2 separate regions of the Homo sapiens genome follow, and region 2 is linked to region 1. Evidence: chromatin contacts called from ENCODE Hi-C data. All regions are on one chromosome and are shown on one strand. The core of a region is the stretch at or near the end of the contact, and the rest is flanking DNA. Distances in the headings are between cores, read along the strand shown. Region 1 has its middle 120 kb from the start of LINC02053. Region 2 holds the start of LINC02053 (long intergenic non-protein coding RNA 2053).

Region 1 (2,923 bases), core at 337-2,836:
CTTCATAAATTAATTATAAAGGGACTGCTTCACCTTTGCTCTCATTCTATTGGCAAAAGTTCAGTCACATGACACATCTAACTATAAAGGAGGCTGGAAAGTATAGTTTACCCAGGTATACAGAAAGAAAAGATTTGGTGTCATCAGCTAGTAATTACTGTCACAGCAGCCAATGGCTTTATACCCTTTTAACATCAATTCTAAAACCTAAAACAAATAGAAAATTTCTATTTACCAATATTTTGGGGGAAGAAATAACCAGCATTAATTTTTCTAAGTGCTCTGATTTGTCATTGTCCAGTTCAGGGGAATGAGAATGAGACCATTTCTCAAACTTTGTGTTACTATTGACAGAATTATCTGGATTTATTTTCTTAAGTTTGCCTAAGCTGTATAAACATGAGCTCTTTCCCTGTAAAGTGGCTTCATGTATCTCACTTTGTCATCATTGACCTAAGTAGAACTTGAGAAGTGGTTTATTAAAATAACTCACTAAGTGGATTGCTGAGGCTCTTGCTTCATCATGACAGCACCAAATTGTGATACACTCCTTCCCCTACCACTTCCTTAAAAAAAATCATTTTTTTTTCTTTTTTGTCTTGAAATAACACTCTGAAAATCTGTGCTATAATTAAGAGAAGCAGGATTTTCTGGTAATGGGAATCATGGGAGCATTCTCAGATCAATTTGTTTCTCAGCTCGAGTTTACCGTAAGAACCGCTTTTGATATGTGGACTCTCAAGGGAAATCAAGACGACCTCAGAAACTTGCTCAGAGTTTCCAGGTTAAGTGGAATGGGAAGGCTGTGACAAGTGGCTGTGCCACCTACAAACTGATGAGCAGCCTGAGGCCCCTAAACCAGAAGCTCATTGCCCCTACACACACACGCACATACACACACACACACACACACACACACACACACACATTTCACCTCAGCCCATTAAAAAGTCAGAATTTTGAATGTGCTATTTTATGAAGATGTTAACATTATTTTAGTTTAAAAATCTCATACTTCTCAGATCAGTCTGTCCATACAAGACTTCTTCCTTCTTAGAATTGCAGCAGAACTTATTGTCATAGCACTCACATAGCAGTTTACATATATTGCTCTAGATTAAAGCATTTTTGTACCTTTTCCTTCTCACATTTTCATGATAATTAAGACTTTTTTCCAAAAGAAACACAAACTTTTATCAAATTAGCTATTTTCAATTTTCCAAATTTACTTTCCACTTTTATCTATATGCATTTGGGGTCTTATTGTTATTGTTGTTTATGTTCTTATTAATATATTTTAATCTCTTTTTACCTCATTTAGTGTCCTAAATGAATCTAGTTTGGAAAAAAGTTAGTATTTAATATTTACTTATTGAGTTCCTACTATGTGCTAGGCACTGTTCTGGGTTATGGGAGACAGTGATAAATGAGACATAAATTTTGCTTCAAGTAGTTTACATTTGAGGAGTGGGGTTAGGGAGATAGACAATAAGATGTAAAGATATAAATGAGATAATGAGACAAGTATGCAGTGTTGCTGAGAAGTATGCAGCTGTGTGGAGACTCGGGCAGCATGTTCCAAGCAGGAAAACAGCAACTGCAAAAGCAGGTTTGGTGAGTTCCAGGCACAGCACAAAGGCCATTGTGGCCAAAGCAAAATGAGTAGGATGACAAGTGGAAAGTGAGAAGGTGACAAAAGTCAATAGGGGGCTTCAGAGTTCTTGTAGATGATATCGAGAAGTCACAAGAAGGTATTAAACAAGGTATGGTAAGATCTTATTTATACTCTGATTGCCTCAGTTACCATGTAGTAGATACATCGAAAAGCAGGGGACAAAAGTCTGGGTGGACAGGTAACAATCTGTTCTTGGACTAGGAACTTTAGTAGGGGAGGTGCTGAGAAATACTTAGACTCTGAGTGTATTTTGAAGGTAGAAGTTATAGAGCTACTCATGGGTTAAAAGTGTGCCATGGAAGAAAAAGTGGAATCAAGGAAGAGTCCTACGCAGAGATGGATTTTGGTACCATTTGTTATAACAGAGGTGATTTGATGATATTCATTCATTCAAACATTAAGTAATTATTTTGTGTCATACACTATGCTCAGCACTGTAGACATGGAGAATAACCTACGGAATTCTAATTTAAGCAAGAGGTGATGAGGGCTGGCATCGAGACAGAGGAAAAACAATGAAGAAAAAAATGACAAAATTAAGAAATATGTGGCAGATGGAATTGGCAGAATATGGTGCCTGATGTTGAGAAAGAAAGATTCTGGAATGATTTGAAAATGTCTGATGCAAGTGGGCAGATGGCAACAGCATTAACAAAGATGGGGAATGTATGAGAAGAAATTGGTTTGTGGAAAAAGTCATTATTATGTTAATATTGGCAGTTAATAATTATCGATCACTTCTTATGTACTAGGCACTCTGCTTACTGCTTAATACAAACAGCCTCATTTACCCTCAAACATATACGGAGAAGACTAATATTGTCCCTGTTTTTATGGAGGCATAAACTAGGGCTTGCAGAGGTTAAATAACTTGCTCTTAAGAGATATACCTAATGTAAATGACGAGTTAACGGGTGCAGCACACCAACATGGCACATGTATACATATGTAACAAACCTGCACGTTGTGCACATGTACCCTAGAACTTAAAGTAAAATAAAAAAAGAAAAAAAAAACTTGCTCAATGTCACAGATGTAGGAATTACGAAAGCCAGGCCTTGAATCCACGATAACAATATTTGCAGATGCTGGGTTTGAGTTGAATAGACATTCACTTAGGGACATTTGGTAGATTTATAAACATGGACTTGGAAGTTGGAATGTACCCTGGAGGAAAAGATTTGAGAATTATCAGCACAAGGTGATTGTTCAATTGCATACCCTGTATTGGTGTTCTCTTTCCTTAGT
Region 2 (2,811 bases), core at 68-2,567, 120 kb after region 1:
AAGCTGAAGACTATTTATAAACATATTGCCAGGAGGTATCCTGACGTGCCCTGAGAACACTATCGGACCTCATGTTACAGACAGGGCTGAAATTCTCAAGGTCCACAGTCAGTCTCCTTGGTAATAGACTCCTTCACCATGTCATGGGCATCATAATGGGAAAAACCACTTGCAAATGAATTGGTAATCAGAGTTGGAGCTATATGTGATCTAGTTATCTTCACCTTTTAACAAAGGTCTGGAGAGATTTGAAGAGGTTTGTACCAAAAACAATGAGATCCTGAAGGATGAATATTAGATTATATATAATAAAAGGGCACACTTTGGTCTGCATATTCAAGATATTTTTGGGGAACATTGCATATCTGTTATTTCTCCATGTACATTTGTTGATGAGAATACTAAGTCAGGTATTTACTAATTACCAGGTATTTATTCAGCACCATGATATCTCACCTACTCTACTCATTAGTCCCACTGCCAGGAAAAATAATACTTAAACCAGAGTGTTGCTTAAGCATTTTACATAATTTCTTTTCTTACCACAACTGGAAATGGTGGAAGTCCATTCCCCTTGTGACCTAAGTTGGGTTGGGGACTGGAACCCACCACTTAAATTTCTCAAGAGGTCAAAAAATTGGCACATAGGCAAGGTGCAAGGTTGTTTCTGCAGAGACACTAGCAACACAACTTGACCTGCACTAAGGGAAATGCAGAGAAACTAGAATAGTGCCTGGCATAAAAAAATGCAGGGATAGACTAATGCCCATGATGGGGTGTTGGAAGGAGATGCAACATTTAAACCAGTAAACATTTGCTTTATTACAGAGACAGATCCAAAATAGAGAGAAACTTTCACAGCCCTAAAAAAATCTGGGGATATCCTCATGAATGAATAGAACTGGAGTTATCTTCAGAAGTGTGGAAAAAGATAAAGATGCCCAAGGTCCACGACCAAAAAGAGTCTACAAGCAAGGTGTGGTCAAAGTGATAAGAGTCTAAAAAGACCAAGGGAGAGAAGAAAACTTGCAGAGAACTAGCAGATCATCATAGTAAACTCTGCTCAGGCCATTTTGGTACTGGAAATGACAGAGAAGCCAGAAATGGTAGCCATGCCATGCCATGTCATGCCATTTTCAATGACAAAAGAAGGAAAGAGTTTTCCCTTTCTCTTCCTAGTCCCCAAGGAGAGCGGCTGTAAATAGTAGTATATTAGCTATGACAACTGGCAAATAGCTATGCTGTCCCTATGTCATGGCTGCTTCTGTGGGTACCATTGTGACCCCAGCATGAGTCAAGATGATTATCAGAATGTCTAGCAGATTACCCAGGCCTTGCACCTGGATCAATGGGCTGCCCTAATGAAGGATATCAAAAATGAAGGGGCAGCTAAAGAAAAATAAAAGACACCTCAGAAAGTAGCCTGCCTCTTTGACAAGGGACATGCCTTCAGAGGAACATAACAGAAACCTCTGAGAATTGTCAACAATAAAAAGACTGAGCAACAAGGGAAACTGGTAGGAAGCCAAAGGTTTTAAGAGGTGAGAGTGGAGAAATGCTGTGCTTTTATTGATCCTCTCCAAAGGAACACCTTTAAAAAAGGTTAGTTGCAAATAAAGTGTTTTAAAGAAGAAAAGTTTTGAAATTGTAAGTGCAGTGCTAGTTAGAAGACAAAATTTTAAACTTTTTAAAAAAATTTTTAATGTGTGTGGCTTAAATCTCTGTCCTTACAGATAACAAACTCTAGACTTTGAGATTCTGTGAGTTTATAGAAGAATGAAAGTCAACTGGATTCAAATTAATATTCAGGATTTCATTCCTCCTAAATGGAAACATAGCATTTCCATTTGTAAAACAATAACTAAATGTTTCTGAAACCTCTTTGCAAAACAAACAAGAGAGATTAGAATTTGGGCTATGCTTATAAGAATTGTTTAAGTTATATATTTTTTCATTTTTATGGACCATTGTAATTGATCTGTTGTTATAAATTGACTTATATTTTAAATCCTTATTTTTGTGTGTTTGGCTTAAGTTTGTTTTTAGAAAGTTAACCAGATTAAAGAGTAATAAAAATGGGTAATACAAGAAAATCATTGCATGACACTCTGTGTTTAACAATGATTATCTTATAAATGTCCTTCAAAGCTGAAGTTTTTGGGAAAAATCATTTAGGGAATATTTTGGAATCTTCCTTTGGAGTGTATAGAATCTGTGGCTCTGGCTGAGAATGGGTCCTGGTCAATCTTCTCACCATCTCTAATAAAATAATTTTAAAGAGATTTACAAGTAAAAAAAGGTTATTTCTTTGAAAATTTTAAACTATTAAAAATTTAAACCTTTAAATTTAAGGCTAAAGAAAGTAAAAGTGGTAGAAACTTAGATAAAATTAGATAGGTTAGGTTGCTTTTTAATTGAGGATTTCTTTAGCTCATTGTCCAAGTTGAATAGAGAAGTACTTTTTGGAAAGGGTAGAATAATTTGTATAATTTTTAAAGGAAGTTATGTGATTTATATAACCAACATGTAACACACATAGATAACACAGATAATGCTGTACTTTATAGCAGTTTCAAATATAGACTAGTACATATCAATATTCTCTGGTCAGGTTTCCAGAGATCAATTTAACCTGGTCTCCAGAAAAAAAAAATTAAGACAAGATGGACAATATAGTTTTAAAATTACATTTAAAAATAAATATTGAACTTCTTCCAATCTGGAAATCAAATTAACACAAACAATTCAATTACCATAATGGTGCAATGAGAAAATATGACTTAAATCAACTATGGAAGCTCACTCTGCATT

Evidence for each region. A loop is a pair of places that touch in the nucleus more often than their neighbours do. Pooled maps may share reads with other maps.
Region 2: a loop to region 1 is called in a pooled map, with 1.9 times the contacts of the local background. The contact joins the promoter of LINC02053 here to the enhancer-like site in region 1. A Hi-C loop is called at or near these places in 1 of 50 pooled maps.

The regions. Positions count from the first base shown.
Region 1 is chr3:180,294,410-180,297,332 of GRCh38, forward strand. No RefSeq gene overlaps it. Among named protein-coding and RNA genes, the nearest start is that of LINC02053, 120 kb to the right of the region's middle. Within about 2 kb of position 1,587, at least 2 of the 41 ENCODE cell types and tissues checked have a DNase peak (open chromatin) inside an H3K27ac peak, as active enhancers do.
Region 2 is chr3:180,412,856-180,415,666 of GRCh38, forward strand. LINC02053 (long intergenic non-protein coding RNA 2053) reads left to right here and starts at 1,318. Exons shown (of 2, transcript NR_132416.1): 1 at 1,318-1,602.